Linked DNA regions of Mus musculus: regions 1, 2, 3 and 4 are each linked to region 5. A link is a loop called in an ENCODE intact Hi-C map of the cell type or tissue named here. Cell type or tissue: heart. All regions are shown on one strand.

Region 1 (4,000 bases), 600 kb before region 5:
CTATTGCCTACACAGCATTAGCTGATTTGGGCCTTGCATGGCCTTTCCCCTACTGTTTTTCTCATTTGCTTGGTGAGCCATTTATATGTCTTCCTGTTAAAACCTCTGTCCTCAGCCGTGGAATACTCAAACACCATGCAAGCTGCACTGCGATGCTGCTGTTCTGCTTTACAGCATCCTGAGAGCCCACAGGAAAGAAGCTCTCTGGGGACAGAGCGCAGCTCTGGCTACATTTTCCACTCAGAGGTTCTTCAGCCCACTCGTCCTCTGCTAGCTTTATGGGCCTGGTGAAGAGTGAAACAAAAGATAAAAGACAACAGACTCATGGCTATGCAGTTTCTGGTACTGTTTGTTGCCCAGTCGGCGGACTCAGAAGGCTATGTTCATTTGCTTGCTGGATTCTTCTTTTCAGTGTCATGGGTGTGAAATGAAAATATAAAGACTGTGTAATGTCATATTTACTGTCATGTGCCTAGGGTAGAGATGCTGGAGGGAAAAAAACAACAACCCTGGTTTGTTGGTAAAACCAGCACCCACCCTCAAATATGGGTGGAGAATTTGTTGCTTTTTTTTTCTTTTAAATCTCTGTTCTCCAGTTCCATGTTTGCCTCTCATCTTCCCAGGGAGCCACAGAGAACTCCTATTCTAAAATTCAAATTTTGTGGGACATCTTGTAGCCTCTTGCATGAAAGCAACTACCATGATGGGAGTGATATTAAGCAGCTGGCTCTATGAACTTTCCCAATTTTTTTTTCTAAACCTTTAGCCTACATAATCCTCATGGGGCGCTTTTTGGGTGGGTGCTGTTGGGACGCTGTTCAAAAGGGTTAGTTGGGCCAACAGCAAGATGGATACAGCAAGTCTATGTACTTAGCAGGCACAACCCCCCCTAATACCCTGGATACTTCATCTCCAGTGACTGCTAAAACTTCCCTAACTATTAATCTTCAGGAGCTCTGTCACCAGTTCAGGCCTGAGCACAAACAACTGCCCCTCAAAATAGGCCTTCTGAAGCTATGCCTCACCTTGATTTCATATTGCACAGCCGGGAATAAGCTTGAGCCTTTGCATTTTAATACAGAGAAAGATAAACCTTAAACTGTGTAGAGATCTTTATAAAAGAAATCTTCATTTTTGTGTCAGCATAAGACAGGACAGTCCTAATTCAATGTCATCTTTATAAATTGGTACTGTCGGTGATGTGCGCATCCTCTTTAGGTATGAGTGCCTGCCACTTTGCACTCTGCCCATGGGTTTGTCTTACAATTGCCTGTCTCCACCATCATGCCTCCTATTCTAATTTTAAATAGCTGCTTAATTGTCCATCTGGCTGGTAGGTCTACTAACCACTACCCTACTTTCATCTCTTGTGTTCTTTGAAAACTCCTTAATAATTTCTGCCTGTGGTTTTATTACTTCTAGATGCTTGTGTGCATTATTTGCTTAAAATAACTTGGCATTGTACAGTACCATCAGACTGTCGCCCTCAGTATCCTTTCCTAGCTATCCTTTTGAGGTAAACGGGACCTCAACAGTTTCCTGTTTTCCCCTGAGGACTCTGCTTATGTGATTCAGTCCTTGATGTGCCCTGTGGATTGGGTGTGGTTATTGGAACTATTAACTCCGTGGCTCTCCACAGAGCAAGCCTGGAATAGTAATGAGAACGCTGCATGACTAGTTTAGAGGAATACAAAATAGCTCAAACGAGAAAAAATGTTTAATGTTCTCTCCACAAAGAAATGATAACTGCTAGAGGCGGATATGCTAATTACCCTGATTTATTAGACTCTGCCCACATGTATAAAACATCACACAATACCCCATAATATGCACAATTACTGTGCATCAACTCAAAGGTCTTAAAATTTTAAACGTTCAATGTCAGTGCAGCAACTGAAATCATTATTTTCTTGCTTTGCTGTTTCCCCGCTCTGGGTCTTTTGAGCTAGGGAATAAAGCAGAGATGGTAGAGATCTGTGAGCTTCCACTTTTAGCAGCTAGCTAACACCTATGAAAAGAACAATAACCACAATCTTTTTTTTCAGTTCTAGGAAATTCATGTAGCAGAGAACGGTTGCTTAAAATGCAGATGTATCAGACAATTCTAGAGGTACTTCAGCCATTCACCTACTTTAACAGGGAACTGAGAAAAGGCAAGGAACTGCAGCTAATCGCCCAAGTCAGCAACACTGCTCTATCCTGCTCTGTGTTTTCTGTGCCCTTGCTCTTTTCTCCCAGAGCTCCCCTACTAAGAAGCAAAATAGCCCAGAGAGCCTTAGAAAGCTGGCCTGCATCCCCTCTATGCAGGAGCCGCCAATGCACAGGCTCTCGGCCACCAGAGGGCACTGTGTGGCCAGAAAGAGATGGCTGCTTGGTTCTGCAGCTGCCTCCAAGCCCGGCTCTGAAAAAGCCTCTTCGGATTCATGGAAACAGAACTTGGTGGAAACAGCGCAATTTAGAAAAACAAAACCAGCCCACGTCTCTTCCCACTCACAGGTTTTATAGTCCATCAGAACCCGCCCTCCGCTGTGCTCTTCAGCAGAGTGACTCAGCCACCCATCAAACAGATGACCCCAGCGTCCACCTGAGATTTTTTTTATAACCAAGCTTTAAACATCCTTCTGAGGTTGAACAGTGAAATCACTAGAGCAACGTCAGCCAGAGCCACCATGACAGTGGGCTTGCTGCGTGCTCTGCCTTGGGCTTTCCATCTTTTCTACATTCACACTGGTGCCAATCATACTTCTGTCTTGTGGCCTTCCAAATAAGGAAGCTTTGAACCTGAATGAGAAGCCAGCACTGTTGTCAAGACTGATCTTGCTGCAGAACCTAGACACCTGCTGCTTGCTGAGTCTACAGTCAGTCCATGGAAATTACAAGTCTGGCTGATATACTCATGATATGCTTCAGATATTCACCTCCTGTATCCTGCAAGTCTCTGAATATGCAAGTCTCACACCAGGGTCAGGCTGGAATTACTGAGGATAGAAAGTAACTCTAACTGGTGTCCAATGAGAAAAAGGAAATTGGTCAAAACTCATAGGCTGACTGAAAATGTCATGCTTAAAATAATAATAATAATAATAATAATAATAATAAAGCGTGAAAAGGCAGACCCTTCTCACCAGCTCGATCTAGACCTACGATCTCTTCTCTACTGGTTCCCCAGCTTAGATTGCAGGGGACTTTGGAGAAGTGTGATCTTGTCTGCATCAAAATGTTGAGTCAGATTTCCCCTGGGATTCCTGTGACTGTGAATGCTAAACACAGAGGGGCTAGCTTCTTGGGGACCCTGAGCACATATTTCTGGAGAGAAAATGAAGACCCTAGCAGGAGACTCTATACTGCACTTTGTCTCTGGAGTGAGCTGGAAGACCGAATCCTCACCCTGCTGTCTCACCTTGAGATTGGACTTGTTGCTCCCTTTCTCTAAATCTTAGGTTCATTTTCACTTGGAAAGCAATAACGCGACTCAGTGGGCTTTCTGGCTCACTCTTACTTTAACAGCAATCACCTGCTTTGCTGTGTAGGCTGTGCTGAGGCACATCCACAAATCTCTACTCTCTCTTTTTATAATATTTTTATAGATTATTGAGAATTTCTCATCATGCATCCCATCATATCCATATCCCAGTCTGTTGCCCCTCTACCCCTGTGACACCCTCCACCCCCAAGAAAGAAGGAAAAAAGAAATCCAATTTATATTGTCAGATACTCACGGGGCCTGATCAAACTCCCAGTGGCCAGAGTCTTAAAGAAAACCATTTCCTTCCCCACACACCCCATACCAGAGTCATTAATTGTGAAGAGCCTCACTTTAGCATCTTAATCACAAAAAGTTCTTTTTGATTGCTTTCTGTTTAGGCTGTTACCTTTGAGAGTGTATGGAGTTGTCATATAGGCCTTCTTTTACCTGAGTCTACAGTCATCAGTACCATGGTAAAAGTAACTTCCTTGCCCTTTACCATAAATGGAAACACAGATCGAAGACTTGCACATG
Region 2 (4,000 bases), 240 kb before region 5:
GTCTCAAATATTTAGGAGAATCAATAAGACATAAGAAGGAGGAGATTGATAAAGACTGAAACTAATGGAAGAAAATAAATCAAGGGCATCCTGTTAATCCCAGCACCCAGGAGGTAAAAGCATGCTAGTCTTTGTAAATTCAAGGCCATTCTGGTCTGCATAGAGAGTTCCAGGACAGCCAGGGCTCCACAGTGAGATCTTGTCTCATAACAAAATAAAAATAAAAAAGTGGAAAGAAGTAAGTGCAAGAGCTAGTTCTTCGACGTAGCTAATAAAATAAGAATGAAACCTTCATGTATCCAACTACAGGGAATATAAAGAAAGAGTAAAATTAGACAGGATTGAAGTGAGAAAACAGATATTGGTCAGCTTAAGTGCAGAGACAGGGGAAATAAAAAAATAATTATGAAAGAAGAATAAGTAAGCATATGATAAGACATTGGAAATCTCAAGGAAAGAGACAATTTCCCAGTGGAAGTATGTTGCCAAAAATCAATATAAGAATAAAAGGGAAATTTTAATATACCAACTACCATAGGCAATATCAGTTATCAGAGCTCAGTGAAAGGGACCAAGCTCAGGCAAGTTCACACTTCAGACTTGTCTAACTTCTAAATCCTAGTCACTTCCACGGTACTTAAACTACGTTAAATCCTGAAATTCCCTTACTCATTCCATATATCTAGAACAATTTTCATACAAATAAGGCAAAAATGTGAATTACAGACCAGGGTACTTATGAATATAGGTTAAAAAATCAACATAAAACATTAGCATAAGGAACCTAATGGTATCTAAAAAGAATCCATCATTCTGTGTAAATTCTAGGAATTCTGTGTGCAGTTCATGATTCTTGACATTTGAGACTCTCTGGACATTTTATTTTTGAAACAGAGTCTCACTGTGAAGTTCTGTGGTCTCAAACTCATTATGTAGCCCAGAATGGCTTCAAACTCACAGACATTTATCTGCCTCTGCCTCTGCCTCTGCCTCTGCCTCTGCCTCTGCCTCTGCCTCTGCCTCTGCCTCCTCTGCCTCCTCTGCCTCCTCTGCCTCTGCCTCTGCCTCCTCTGCCTCCTCTGCCTCTGCCTCTGCCTCTGCCTCTGCCTCTGCCTCTGCCTCCTGAGTGCTGAGATTAAAGGTGTGAGCCATGGCATACAGTGGCTCCCATTGAGATATTTTGGAAACACAACATCACATGTCTTTTTCTGGCTTCTCATAGCACAGCAAACATAGGACCTGTTAGGCAATGGTCACTGAATCATTGAAGATCTTAAATGAGCAGAGCTGGACAAAGCTAAGACATCCTCTGATGCTTTGTAGTCACAAGAGGCCAAGACTTTGTGTTGTAATTTTCCTTGGTTTATTTCCAAAGAAGAGAATATAAAATAATATTGTTTTATCATCTCTCAGGTTCAAATATCCCATAAAAATGATATCTTTCTGATTGAAATTCACCAAGGGGGTGGGGAAAGCTTTGGAAATCTCCTTTTTTAGTTGTACACATTGCTGTCTACATCTACTTTGCATTGCTGAATTCTCCCAAAAACACAGTCCACAATAAAATATTGCAAGGGTTCACTAGGCTGGCAAGGGCAGAGTCAAGATTTGAGCCTGGCAAGGCCAGCTGCAAAGTTCACCTCTCATAGGTTCACAAGAAAGCCACATATGCCTCTTGGGAACCTCTCCTTTGACAGTTCTTGTGTATTTAAACAAAGCCAGCAAAGATGGACTGAACGTTAGACCAGGGATCAGGAGTTCTGGGTTTCATTTTGCAGTTGCCTACCAGCTTAGTGGGGGATGGAGAGAGGAATCTGGCTTCGTCTTGACTTACTCCCATCTGCCACTTCTAGCAGCGGTTCTCAACCTGTGAGTTAAGACCCCTTTGAGTGTTCTAAAGAACTTTTCACAAGAGTCCTTTAAGATCATAGGAAAATACAAATATTTATATTACAATCCATAGCAGTCGCAAATTACAATTACGAAGCGGAAAAAAATAATTTTATAGTTGGGGTCACCACATGAGAAATTGTATTAAAGGGTCTCAGCATTTGGAAGGTTGAGAACCACTGTAGGGACTCTTACAACGAGATTAGGTGCGATCACTGTCCTCGGTGCTGAAAAAAAAAAAAAAAAAACCCAACCGCGAGGCGCTGTCCACGGTGCTGAGGAGCCTTGGAGAGCTGTCCAGGGTCCTGAAATCTCTATGACTTCACTCGGTTTAGGGAGGCGCTGTCCTAGGTGGCTACCAGAAGCATTGTGTGATTAATCAGCAGGTTTGAAATGGCAAACTAAATTACAAAGGTGAAGGAAGAAAGGAAGGATTTTTTATGGTTTTCTCAGTCAGTGCCAAAGGACATCCTTTCCCCAAAAGCCATGTCTGTAACAGTGCTTGTCACCTGATTTGAGTATTGAATTTTTTTTGGAAAAAGACATAGAAATAAGTTTCCACTATGCAAGTGAAGAAATATAACATCACTTAATTCCCAAAACTATGTTTTTTTCTCACAAGCCCTATCCTTTTTTCCCTCAGTGTGCTAACTTTTTTGTTCATTATTCATTTATCTTTTCTTTCTTGTTTTTTAAATGTTTTCTACTTGTGTACATATCTCTTGAAAATGTATCAATTTACTTTTGGAATTTCAAGTACCTAAAATGAAACCTATTGTACATTTCTGTCCTTCTGTTAGTTAGGGTTTCATTGCTGTCAAGAGACACCATGACTATGGCAACTCATATAAAGGAAAACATTTTCTTGATGCTGGCTTACAGTTTCAGAGGTTCAGTCCATTATCATCATGGAATAAAGCATAGCAGTGTTCAGGCAGACATGGTGCCTGAGGAGCCAATAGTTCTACATCTTCATTTGTAGGCACCAGAAGGAGACTGAGCATAAGGGACCTCAAGGCCAACTCCCACAGTGACACACTTCTTCCAACAAGATCACCGTTTCTCCAACAATGCCACACCTCTTAATAGTGCCACTCCCTATGGGCCAAGCATTCAGACATGTCAGCCTATGGGGTCCATATCTATTGAAATCACCACAATCCTCTTTTCTGAGCTGGTTGTATATTAATCCACTGTATAATATTCTGTCACGTGGCATGTCACAATAGAACCACCTCACTCTCAGTTCAATTTAGGATTGTTTCTTTTTGTTAAGAAACATTCTAGAGCATATTTCATATTTCATATTTCGAGAAAAGCATGCATCTTTGTTTCTGCTCCCATTCTATGAAAAAACATAAACCTTGACAAAAGCAACTCAAAAGATGCAATGTTTATTCTGGACCACAGTTCAAGAGTTAGGAAGGCATGGTGGGAAGGCATGACATCAGGAACATGATTAGGGCTGTTTAATCCATTATCAGGAAGCAGAGAGTAGTGAGATAATGTAGGCAAGTGCTCAGCTCATTTTCTGTTTTATACTATTTAGGATCCCCTGACCACCTACAATTAAGATGAGTCTTCCCATATCAACTAACATAATAAAGTTAATTCTCATAGGCATGCTCAGAGGCCACTTGCCCAGGTTATTTTAGATTCTGTCAAGCTAACAATAGCACAACCAAGTTTCATTGAGGTAGAGTCTCTGTCAGCCCCTGTAGATTTCTTGGCCTCATCCCTTTCTCCCCTCCTCTCCTCAAGAGACACCCTCTGTGATCCAAGTAGACCATATTAGAAGCTGTTCTCATGTATTGTAAATATATTGACTGGCACCATTGCTAGGCTGAATAATCTTACAACAATGCACTGTGCCTTCCATTTATTTCAAGAGTATTCCACCATGTGCTGGAATTATGTTCTCAGTATGTCAGCGCTGAGAGTGCAGAGCCTTTAAGAGGTAGGACCTTCTGAAGGTAGTCAAGTCATAGCAGCATTTCTCTCAGAAGGAATTAATATTGACTTTGCAAAGCTGGCTAATTCTCATCAGAGAACTATCATGAAAACCATGAGCCTGGCTTTTCCCTAGACTCTGGCTTCTGATCTTATTGTG
Region 3 (4,000 bases), 63 kb before region 5:
GTCTTTGTGGTATAGTGCGGCATCTTTTTGGGTATATGCCCAGGAGTGGTATAGCTGGATCTTGAGGTAGAACTATTCCCAGTTTTCTAAGAAACCACCAAATTGATTTCCAACGTGTTTGTACAAGTTTGTACTCCAACCAGCAATGGAGGAGTGTTCCCCTTACTCCATATCCTCACCAGCATGTGCTATCTCTTAAGTTTTGGATCTTAGCCATTCTAGTGGGTATAATATGGAACTTCAGAGTTGTTTGATTTATATTTCCCTGATGACTAAGACTCATGTCTTTAAGTGCTTCTTGGATATTTGAGATTCCTTTGTTGAGATTCTCTGTTTAACTTTGTACCCCATTTTTAAATTGGGTTATTTGGGTTGTTGGTGTCTAACTTCTTGCGTTTTTTAATAAATTCTGAATATTAGCCCTCTGTCGAATGTAATGCTGGCGAAGAGTCTTTGTCAGTCTATAATTTTATGATAAACTTTAAAGGAAAAATAAAAAGAGTGAGAAATGACACAAAGAGGACCAAAGTCACTGTTAGGTTAGGGTGAAGACACCACAGAGTTCCAATCCCACCAGTGTGACAACCCAGAGGACACAGGGCGCAGACTGACAAAATTAATCCAAGAAAAAGTAAATGATCTAAAAAGTCCTCAACCCGTTAAATCAATCAAATAGATTCTCTCTTAAAATCCTCTCAAAAAATCTCTAGGTTAGGATTCTTTCCTGACAAATTCTAACAAATGGTCTTATTTTATTTTATTTTTTAAGTTCATAAATAATAATACTGTGAGATTTTCTCCAGAAAAGAACTGGAACGATGATTCTGAACACAGTCCAGTGAGCTCCTCAGAGTAGATATAGATAGAAGGAAAACACTCACAAGCCCCACACGAGACACTGATTTTACAGAAGTCCCTAGTTCCCAGCACCCTCACGAGGTAACCCATCCACCCAATCACTAGTCTCCTTGTGCACTTGTACACACACACCTCATACATATACAGTCAAATGCTTGTCTCAAAATATGAAAAGTTATGAAGCTGGAAAGATAATTCAGTAGTTATGAGCACTTGCTCTTCCAGAGGACTTGGGTTCTGTTTCCAGCACCCAGATGATGGTGCACAACTGTCTGTAATTCCAGTTCCAAGGGGTCTAAGAGCCTCTTCTGACCTCCTTGGGCAGCAGGCACACATGTGGTACACATACATAAAGGTAGCCATGTGCTCATACATATATAAGTCTTTTTAAAAATGGGTCACCTCTAACACACAAAAATTCCTGGCAATGAAAAAAATTAATAGAAACATTAAAATATGGGGCTGAGAGATGGCTTTGTGGTTGAGAACACATTCTGCTCTGGCGTAGGACTGAAGTTCAATTCCTACCACCTCCACAGGGCAACTCCTACCCCTATAACTCCAGCTACAGGGGATCTGATGCCCTCTTCTGAACTCCCCAAACACTGCCCCCACATACTTAAATTCTTTTTTAAAAAAATTAAATGCGATAAAATTACATGCAAGAGGGCACATGGCCGAAAGGCAAAAGCGCAATAAACATGAAGAATATTAAGCCTGCCCCTCCAGTTAATGATACTAGTGTTGTAAAACCTGTGAAACGTCACACAGCCTTCAAACTGCTCATTCCTTCGTAAGAAAGAATGATGTTTCTAATAAGGTGGGGACGTTGTATTCTCACACTCTGGGGAACGAATTTCAGAGGAAAATCTAGTGCACACTAGGAGTCCACATTCTTCAAAGTTCTGTTCCAGGCACACTCCCCATGCACACAGACTTCTACGCACACGCCTTCTCAACACAGTCCCCAGCAGGGGGTGCCAAGTTGTCCCAAGCAGAGAAGAGGTGTGAAAAGCATACAGTTTCTATGTAAACACAGAGACTCGAATGTCCGATGCAGAAATGCAATCAACGTGGATCTCGCAGATAACTAACTGGCACACCAGCAAAGTCTTTTTTTTTTTTTTTTTTTTTTACTTTTACAGCAGTAACAGGCACTGCACATAGTTCAGAGGAGTGGCACAGAGAGACAAAGGCCTGCGTCTCTGTGGGAGACATGGCAACAGGTATGGGTTTTGCTCACCACACTTCCCATAGGCATGGACTTGGGTAATAAGTCTGAACGGCTTCAGAAGAAAGGGAGAAATATGTCTCTTTATATGGCATTGTCCCACTGTTTTCAGCTAAGAACAAGCCAGGCTCAGAGCAGTTCAGCAGCCCGTCCAAGGCAGGAAACTGGCTCAAGGTCTAGGTTTCCACCCCTCCCCCTTTAGGGCGTCAAGATGCCCTGCAGCATCCACTGTGTCAGTGGCTCTCAACCTTCCTACGGCTACAACCCTCGTACACGGTTCCCCATGTGGTGGGGGGTTTCTTAAAATTATTTTGTTGCTACTTCATAGCCATAATTTTGCTACTGTTATGAATCGTAATGCACATATCTGATCTGAAGGAGATATCTGATATGCAACGCCCTTGAGAGGGTTCTCTGATCCTGGGGGGTGGAGAGTAGGGTGGGGGGATCACGACCCATAGGTTGAGAACCACCATACTCCATCCGTCCTCTCCTGAGGATTTACTTAAGCAGAGAAAACAAAGAGAAAGAAGAGCCTAGGCTACTTGGGCAGAGACTAAGACCAGGAGGGGAAGATAGTGCCGACTCGGGTGACATGCCTGGCTCTGCAGGCTACAACTGTAGCAGGAGCTGGGCTTTATAAAGATTCCACAACTCACCCCTCTGGCAGAGCTGGAGTGAACATGAGTGGGAGTGCCTCTAACTTCTACTTTGTTCCTCTTTTCCTATGCATGTTGGGGTGGGGGTATATGCAATGTGTAAATGTTCAATAAGTGTTTGCACCTGTGTGCAGGTGACAAACGTGTGCAGGGGCCTGTGGAAGCCCAAGGTTGAGCTCTGGCATCTTCCTGGATTATTTTCTACCGTATTTTCTTTGAAGCAGGATCTCTCATTCAAACCCAGGATTTGCTGGCTTCTGGGATCCCTTCTGTGTCTCTGCCTATCTATTGTCTGTGGGAGGTCCGGGGTGCAAATTCTGGTCCTTCTGCTTGCAGGGCAAGTGCTCCCACTTCCTGTGTCATCTCTCCAAGCTTTCCAAATGCTACTCTGATGCCCCCTGGGCTCCAGTGCCTTCTACAGACTCCTCCTCATGACTCCTTGGTGAATGGGGCATCATATAGCCACAGTGACAGACATGCCTCCTCCCTGCACATGTGCTCGAGGGGGAGGTCAGGGAAAAACTCACAGTACTTAATCTCTCTCCTGCTGGGTGGGTGTAGGTATTGAATTCACACTGTCAGTCTTGGTTGTCAGTGCCCTTACCCACTAAGTCATCTCACCAATTCAGAATATATTATAACTCAAGCACATGGCAGGGTCAATAACTGTCTCCTCCTTCTGTAGCTTACCTATCAGTGTGCCCTTAGGACCTGGGCTCTGGCTCTGGTCTCCCTGCCACACAGCTTCCGCCAAATTCACAGGAGGAGCAACTTGTGTTCCCACTGTCTTCACAGACAGCTTCATTGGTTCTGGTCCTCCCCATCAGTGCATATTGGGCTGCTCTTCCTTTCTCTGTCCACAGCATCCACTGTCCACGTCACCTCAGCATTACTTATCAACAATTCAACTGAGTACTGGTGCCTGTATCATGGCAGATAGTATGCTGGTATAGCCAACACATCAGTTAATCGGGGTATGTGGCTTCAGTCAGTCAACATTAAGGTAGGAAGATAGGCCAGCAGCTAAGTAAGGCAGGTGACATCGATGAAAGTTCCCAGGGCCAGCTGTGCACAGTGGGTCTCCTTACCAACTGACCTTCCCTGTTCCCAAAGAATGTGGCATACAAGAAACAAAGACCACCAGTGTTCACTCATCAATCTTCCACCGGACACCATATGTCTTCACAAGTAATTTTGAAACATGCGATTTCATGACTGTACAAGATCCCTGCTATCGATCATCTTTTCAAGA
Region 4 (4,000 bases), 730 kb before region 5:
GCTTCCTATTGAGTCGTGTGTGGGTTTAGTTTAATTTTCCTTTATTTTTTCTCTGACTATCAATCCCAGTACTGCCTTAACATTTTGAAGGTTAAAAAAAAAGGAAAAAAAGAGAAGAAAAAAAATGAAGATGAGAATGAGACTCAGGGATTTGTCTAGAGTTCAGGAGTCTCGAAGGGCAGCCCTGAAACCTTAGCTCTCAGATCCTATTAGGGTAAGGTCCATCATTCACACTGTAGGGTGTCTGTACGAGTCCTTCTTCCCTAAGCCAGTCTGCTATAGTCACACAGCCTGAAACCTGTGTGATTCTTCAAACTTCATACAGTGGAGTACCTGAGGTTGGAGCTGTGTATGAGGGGGTCCAATGTTATGTAATCAAATCTTAGTGACACAGGTATGAATACTGAAACTGTTGGACAAGGTATATGAGGGTGGCAGGGCTGGCAAGGGAAATAATCTCGGAGGGGAGGTGGTCACTCAAAGAGGCTACTTTCCCACCCCACAGACACAGGAAATGGAGAAATTGACTTGAGTCCAAGGTGGCCAGGAGCCTGTGGCAACCAAACGTCTTTCCAGAACCTCCCTGAAACATTTCCCCATCATCTAAAATCCATCTCCTCCTCATGGGCTGCACATGACTGACTAGGCAGTGTGCACAAGCGGTGATGTGTCAAAAGTACACTAAGTTCCCCTTATGGCCAGATTGTAGTCTGACAGTCACTCTACCTCATGCATGTTTTCTTTCATATGTAAAGAGCCAGCTTTTACAAAGAGACCTAAAAGTCGATTGGGGACTATTTGGGAAAGGTATAATGGATGGATTAAGGGGAGGGTGCAATAAGAATGGAGATGAGATGACCAGTGAGCATTATGGAAATGTTAGACTCATACTGTTGTACAGTTACTATGCACTATTGAATAAATAATCTAAAAACAACACACAGAGAAGGGGAGCGGAGGGAGGGGGGAGGAAGAGGGAAGTTGGGAGGAGAGAAAGAAAGCAAGAGAAAGAATGAGGAACCAGAGAGCAGCAGAGAGCTGGATCCTGGATCTGGGGCCTGGATTCTGCTCCTGGTACTGATGTGTGGGAGGCAACCTCAATGCTGAAATGAGAGATAGTTCTGGAGTTCAAAGAGACAGTCGTGAGGTCCTTGAATGCAGATCATCTTTCATCTCCATTTCCAGGTGCCAACAGCTTTGCTGGAGGTGAGGGGTTTTGTTTTTTTGTTTTTGTTTTTGTTTATTCGTCATTTAACCTGGGTCTCTGGGACTGGCTGCGGGAGTTAAGTTGTCAGGCACACCTGCCGCCAGGTGCCGCCAGGCACCTCCAGGTCAGGGGACCATGAAGACAAGTGCAGGAGCCTTCTTTGGTCTGCATTTACTGTCCATCCTTTATTCACTAGGCTTCTCTTCCTTTGGGGATTTGATCCCTTCCCCAACCAGTGTCTAGCACTTTGAGCATCAGCTCTTCTACCAACAATGAAGACTTCACAGGTGAGCCACTTCTCAAGTGAAAGGATGTTAACACAGGGATATTTGTGGTTTCCTTTCCTTTCTTTGTGTTGCTTGGTGCCCTCCTTAACATTTGGCCCTTTTTTTTCTCTCCAGCTGAAACAGAGGACAAACCAGTGGCCCATGTTGGGATTCTGTCTAAGCTCCACCCCACAGTTACCTGGCAACAGCCAGGTAGGTCTGGCCCACTCTAAGAGTGTCTGTTTGCCCCCTCCTCTCTCTCTTGTTCTCTTACTCTCTTGCCTCTTGCCCCCTTGTTCCCCCCCTCTCCATTCCCTTCCCCCCTCTCTCCCCGTGGTCATGGCTGGCCTCTACTTCTCTTTCCTTCTCTCTGCCTCTACTACTCTCTTAACTCCCCTCCCCATGTCCTAAATAAACTCTATTCTATGCTATACCATAGTGTGGCTGGTCTCTCAGGGGGAAGAATGCCTTGGCATGGGCTGGCTAAGGCACCCCTTTCTCCCACACCTCACCACACCCCCATAGAACATATCTTATTATTTCTTTATCTTTTTATGATCACAACAGCCCAGCAGTTCTTAAACAGCACAGTGAAGTGTTGATTTAATCCGTCTTTAATATGGAGAGATGTTTAGAAAATGACATTTTCGGTGGCCAGTCTCATATGAGGAGAGAGTTGGCATCTATCAGATCCCTGTTTGGGCTTTTTGTTGAGTGTACTTTCCCTATGCTGGGCTACAACCTGGGTTAGCTGGGGGACTCGCTTAAGCATCTGCCACGAGGAGATGGAAATCAAGTCTGGAAAATGCTACACTAAACTAAACTGCATTAAGAGAGACCTCTGCAAAACAAGATCCATGGAAACTGAGACCGACATTTGGGGGAGGAAGACAATCTGTCAGGTTCTTTCCCCCCTCATAGCTCATGCTGAACAGCAGGGGGCAGCAAAGAACTTCCTATGTGCTCCGCTCACCCCTGCAGTGTGGCAATACTGAGCCTGTGCAGGGATCACCTGGGGAGGAACTTTCTGGAATGAAAACAGGCATCAGCCGCAGTGTCTGAGGCTGGCCAGGAAGGCAGAATGAAGATAATGAAGGATGACTGTCATCTTGCTTAGAGACAGTTTTAGCTGGGAAAACAGCTTGTATTTGCTTGGGAAGCTGACTTTAGTGTCTGTAAATTCAGATGTAAAGGACACAGAAGTGTGAGACTTAGGAGAGAGGATGGTCTTCATCCCATTGCCAGAGGCCCACAGCTCGGCCTCTGACTGCAACTTAATATATAAGATGAGAGGGATAATGGTACCTAAGACTGTCCTGGTAGATTCGTCCACATAAAGCCGGAATAGCACTGACTGTGTGCTTAGCTGTTGATTGATTGCTAACTATTATTGATAACTGCTTTATAATTGGTGCTTGGTGTAGGTGGTGGGTGATATGTTGGCTATAAGGAGGTGGAACCATCACAGAGACCAGGAGGCATAGAGAAAGGATAGAAGGGTACCTGATATGCAGTGGGGCTCCTCCAGAGGCCTCACTGTGCAAGTGAGACTGGGAAGCTACCTATGAATAGGTAGCAGGGAACTTAGTTGCTGGGCTATGATGCATTATATAGAGTGGTGGCCCAATGCACCACTAATCTGGGTTGAAAAGGCTCATGCCATAACCACAGGGTACCTGAACCTAAAGGAAATTATGTTGGTGGTGGGAGGGAGGAACAAATGGGCAGGAATAAGGACCACAGGTGAAGGTAGTAGCTTAGAGCTAAGACAAGCATCTAAGTACAGAGCTGCACAGGAGTCAGAAACAGTAGGGTGGAAGGAGAGGTGTTAGTGATATCCTCAGGACATTAGTAAAGGCTCAGAATCCAGGGGCCTGTAGGAAAAGGCTGAGGGCAGTCAAGAAAGACCAACCATAGACAGTGCAGTTGACCCTCAAGCTGAGTCCATAGTTTTAAAGGCATCGGATACAAACCTCAGGTTTGTTTATAAGTAGACACTGAGAACAAGTAAATACTCATTAATTATGGCAGCTGCTGGACCCTGAACACTGAATTGTCCGGCATTGTTCTGAGCACACGATTGGCCTGTATCATCTCCCTTTCCTCTTTCTCTTATAGGAGGTCAATGAGGCAAGCATCTGTGATGGCCCCCATTTGCTTTGATCTCTGAGGGCTCATGTGGCAGCCATAGGCTTGATCTTCTTGATTGTGTGTCTAAGACTGAGGCGATGAGAGCTGGTGAAGTTGTGACATAGTAGGCATGATCTGGAAGGGATTAGCAATGTGTTTTCCCAACTGATTTTTATAAAGTTAGCCCTCCTACACAGCAGGCCCTTCTGCACATGGTGGCTTCCCTTTCCGTCTCTCAAATCATGATCCAATGAAGGGTCCCTCATTACAGAGTAATCTACTATGAATCTACTCTACCTATGACTTTTGAGTATACAGAACTATGAACTAAATAGCCACCTTCACTAAAGTATGAAGGCTCAGGAATTATGTAATGATAACATAAAACGCAACGACA
Region 5 (4,000 bases):
ATCCCACCCACGTTCTTAGTCTGTAGAGTATGGACCCAAGAATGCAACTATTCACAGAATAAGAGAAATCCAGTGGGTGAGCAGGGCTCCAAGGTGACACAGTGCTGCACAAAGCTGAGGTCGGCCATCCAGCTTCCAGCTGTGCCTCTGCCTACACACAGAGCAAAATGACCCGCCCAGATCCTGGGGAAACAGATGCAGCCGTGATGGGCGCAGCCTTAACAATTCCAGATCTTAATGTGCAGCCACAACAATGAGGCTACCATCTGGGCAAGGGCGCTCCATTGTGCCTTCGTCCCCAAGATAAGGGTATCTGCCTAGATTCTTAGTATACAGCCAACACAATGGAACAGTAAAAGGACGCTTCTCACTGTGCCACCAGCTCCAAAATAACATCAGCCTGGATCCTTAATGCCCAGATGCTGCAATGTATATATCCACATGGTAAAGATGATCGCTCTTACCATACCCAACCTTTGTATGCAGCTATGGCCACAGAGTGGCCTGCGGGGTCTAAATACTCCACCTCCATTCCCGGAATAAAATCTTCTCTGATCCTTAGTACACAGCCACCACACAAAGGAAGGAAGGACGTTTCACAATGCCCTTATCCTTAGGGCAAAATAAATAAATAAATAAATAAATCAAAGAAGCCCAAATTTTTAGTGTGCAGCAGTCACAATGTAGTTACACTCAGGGTAAGGATGCTCAGAAACACCATCCTCGGGATAAGATCCTCTTAGGCTTTTCAAACGCAGCTGTCAAGATGCACTTATCCACAAATACGGGTTTCTGCTATACCAACATCTCAGGTTAAAATCCACTCGGGCACTTGGTGCTCAGCCACCACAATGCAGGCATCCGCCAAGTAGTTCAGACTCTGTTAAACCATCATCCAAAATAAGGATATCCATTTGATTCCTTAGTGCGCAAGCAGCAGCCATATAGGGTGAGGCACTCTGAGGTTATCTGTGCACAGCTCTGCTGCGCCACCATCCGCGGGGAAAAAAAATATCATGCAGAACCTTAGTGCGCCACCAAAACCATTCAAGTGATCCACCCTCTAAGGTTGCTTCGTTGGGTATCCGTGCGCAGCTCCACTGTGCCTCTATCCCCAAGGTAAGAACATCCGTTCAGTCACTGAAGTGCAGCCACAAATATATGTAATTCCCCAGGATTAAGATAACAAAGAGCTGTACAGGCGTTGGCTGGGTAACGGCATACGCCCAAGTCCCAGCCAAGCGTGGAGACCTCCATGGCTCATCATTGTGCTACAACCACAATGCGCCTATCCACAGGGTGATGGCGAGCCTCTGTGCTAGCGTCTCCAGGGTAAAAAGATCGGCCAAGCTCTCCGTTGCATCGCAAGCTGCAGGGTTCTGTGCTCGAAGGTATCTCAACGCTCGAAGGTATCCTCGCACGAACTGCACCGACACAGATATCTGGGCTTTTTCTGTGCCTCCTTTTGCCCATTCCTCGGTCACCACCACAAGTGAAAAACTCCCGGCTCCGCGGCAGTGTCGCAGGTCTTCTATCCAACCATTTTCAGAGTAAAGGCCGCGGATCTTCCCGGAGAGCCGAAGCTGGCCGGAGAGCCGCGGCAATGATCGTCTACATAGCACCAGCGCTTGGATGAGCTATCACACAAGGCCTAAAATCTCAATAAGATGGGCTAACAAGCCACCGGGTCCTCTTCGGTTCGTGGTCACAGAGCTGTAGTAAAGGGGTTCGCTCAGCTTCCAGCCGTGCCGCAGTCTGCAGTCTTTAGAGACGTCTGTCGAGATCTGGAATGCAGGCAGCTGTGACGCAGTCTGCTGGGCGAGTCCGCTCAGACTTCAGTGCGCAGGTGCGGCAATGCGGCAATCTGCTCGGTGGAGACACATTCTGCGGCGCCCTCTACCGGGTAGGAACGCCAGTCCACGAGGCCGGCAGCCCACACAATGAGGCCCCACAGTTGATCAGAATGGTTCTACTGAGGTAGCAACCCTTAGGGTATCGGTGCGCAGCCACACTGGATGGAGACTTGCAGCCTAAGGGTGCTCCACTGAGTTGGCAGGGAAGGCTATCCACACAAATACTCGGTACACCGCGGCCATGGCAGCAAGGCAGTCAGCGGATCTCAGTGCGCAGGCGTGGCAATGCGACAGAATGCACTTTAAGAATGCATTCTGTGGTGCCATCTAGCGGGTAAGAATGACTCTTGGTCCTTGGTTTAGGGGCACGGGGAGAGAGAGAACGTGGGTACCCCAATGGTGACTGGCGCACGGCCCCAGTGGTATAGCATCTACCTGGATAATCCATGCTGTCACACAGGGTGACGATCCACAGCCTAAGGACGCCCTGCCGGGTCTTCAGAGTGAGGGTGTCCAAGCAATAATGATATGACAAAAATGAATGTCCCACTATGTCTGCAGGGTGACGGTGTTCCACCTAGAACCAGGCTGCAGCAGCAAAAAATGCTCAATGTTAGGAACGTAGCCGGGTCCACTGAAGGCGCATGGGGAACATCCGGCATTGCGGTGCGGCGCAGCCCTGCCCATAGCTCTCCCTGCTTAGCCCCTCCTGTGAGGGAAATTCAGGCTGCCTCACTGTTGCACAGACTGTGAGAGCCATGGACTATCCTTTTGCAGTGGTAATCTGGGTGCCCCAGTGACAAGAGGCCAAGGGTGACCAGTGTACCCTTACTGGTCTGCCGAACCAATAATTTGATCCCGATTCATGTGCGATTTGCTAACAATAAGGACTATGTCTTCCAAAATGAGCTTTAAGAAGCTCATTGGGTTGGATTACCAGGAAGGGCCGGGCAACGGGGTTTCCCAGGGCTCACCGGAGGGCAATATGTGACGCACTAATAATTTCTAACCAAAAGCTGAAAGTTTAAAGTCCCACCTTTTTATATTTCTAAATATTCCAGCAATATGGCATCTTGTAGCAAGGAAGCAAAGTATTTTCATTTTATTTGTTGATCACGCTGGGAAGGGTGCCGCACGCAATGGTCCGAGGGAAGAGCCCCTGTGTCCCTGACACTCCTCTTCTTTCTTCAGTATTCACAGGGGAGAGCCTCATGTTAGTGAGGGCCACACATGAGGCAACAAGAGGCTAGGAATCAGAACCTTCCCTAAGAAATTGAGTAGAGATGTGTTTGTTTCTTTTTCTTTTTTTTTTCTTTCTTTTTTTTTTTTTTTTTTTTTTTTTTTGGATGTGTGTTGGGGGAGGGTTTTTTTGGTTTTGGGGGTTTTTGGGTGTGTGTTGGGGGAGGGTAATTTTATAACTATGTTTGTTGGGTCGCCTTCCTGCATTCTGGTTATCAGTTATTTTACCCCAATAAAATCTTTGATTGCCTCCTGCAGGGGTTGTTTGATTGACAGTAGGCTCCTTTTGTTCCACGGGGTTTTATATGCTAATTGTTAGTTTGCCTCTGCCTTCAGATCATGATAGAATTTAGTTAAAGCTTGCTATCATTCACACCGCCTTGTAAAAGACAAACTGTGTGGTTACTAATATAATTCAAAATAATTGCTTCTCTCAAAGTTTACAGCCCCGTGTTAACTTTAATTTTGAAAGTACTGGTTTTTTTTTTTCCCCCAGAGTACATGAGTGAAAATAAAGGGAAAAAAAGATGTACTAGATGTGTGTAAGTTTAATTGAAAATTCTAACCTGAGCATCAGTGAAATTGAAAACACTGTATATGCGTCAAGTCAGAAGCTGCATTGGCATATCCTGAAAATAAATGTGTGCTCATTAAATAAAACACAGAAAGCCAAATAAACAGGAGAATAGATGTGCAAAGAACACACTTTCTGCAGTGCTAACCAAGCTTATATTCCCTTGGTTTGGTTTGGTTTGGTTTTACCCAGGGCCAGTTTTACTTCTCTCCTCAGTCTTCGGATCATGACAGGGTAAAGCTGGGATGGAAGGAAAGGCCCTGTATACGCAGAGAGGCCTTCTGAGGAAGCCAAGCCTCTTAGTAGCAGAAGCAGGAGAAGAGACTCATAGGAC

Evidence for each region. A loop is a pair of places that touch in the nucleus more often than their neighbours do. Peaks named below come from ENCODE experiments on the same cell type or tissue, not always from the same donor. Only the 100,000 strongest peaks of a DNase experiment are listed, where the experiment ranks them.
Region 1: it touches region 5 in a loop (8-fold over the local background); 9 of 42 quality-filtered maps call a loop at or near these places.
Region 2: it touches region 5 in a loop (3.0-fold over the local background); 5 of 42 quality-filtered maps call a loop at or near these places.
Region 3: a loop joins it to region 5, with 2.1 times the contacts of the local background. A loop is called at or near these places in 2 of 42 quality-filtered maps.
Region 4: a loop joins it to region 5, with 2.5 times the contacts of the local background. A loop is called at or near these places in 8 of 42 quality-filtered maps.

What each region holds. Positions count from the first base shown.
Region 1 is chr15:72,203,807-72,207,806 of GRCm38, forward strand. No RefSeq gene overlaps it. Among named protein-coding and RNA genes, the nearest start is that of Gm23217, 50 kb to the right of the region's middle. In heart, a CTCF peak has its summit at 2,336 (motif pointing right); no DNase peak of the experiment used is centred here.
Region 2 is chr15:72,566,556-72,570,555 of GRCm38, forward strand. No RefSeq gene overlaps it. Among named protein-coding and RNA genes, the nearest start is that of Kcnk9, 21 kb to the left of the region's middle. In heart, a CTCF peak has its summit at 2,192; no DNase peak of the experiment used is centred here.
Region 3 is chr15:72,745,110-72,749,109 of GRCm38, forward strand. The region is part of intron 17 of Trappc9 (trafficking protein particle complex 9); the gene reads right to left. Among named protein-coding and RNA genes, the nearest start is that of Peg13, 63 kb to the right of the region's middle. In heart, a CTCF peak has its summit at 1,831 (motif pointing right); no DNase peak of the experiment used is centred here.
Region 4 is chr15:72,081,413-72,085,412 of GRCm38, forward strand. It overlaps a transcript of Col22a1 not described here. Among named protein-coding and RNA genes, the nearest start is that of Col22a1, 49 kb to the left of the region's middle. In heart, a CTCF peak has its summit at 2,403 (motif pointing right); no DNase peak of the experiment used is centred here; H3K27me3 peaks cover 492 bases.
Region 5 is chr15:72,808,196-72,812,195 of GRCm38, forward strand. All of the region lies in intron 16 of Trappc9 (trafficking protein particle complex 9), which reads right to left. It overlaps Peg13 (paternally expressed 13), which reads right to left and starts at 2,129. Exons shown (of 1, transcript NR_002864.2): 1 at 1-2,129. In heart, CTCF peaks have their summits at 1,022, 1,943 (motif pointing left) and 2,143 (motif pointing left); DNase peaks (open chromatin) are centred at 196, 1,836, 2,126 and 2,626; H3K4me3 peaks cover 3,082 bases; H3K27ac peaks cover 1,600 bases.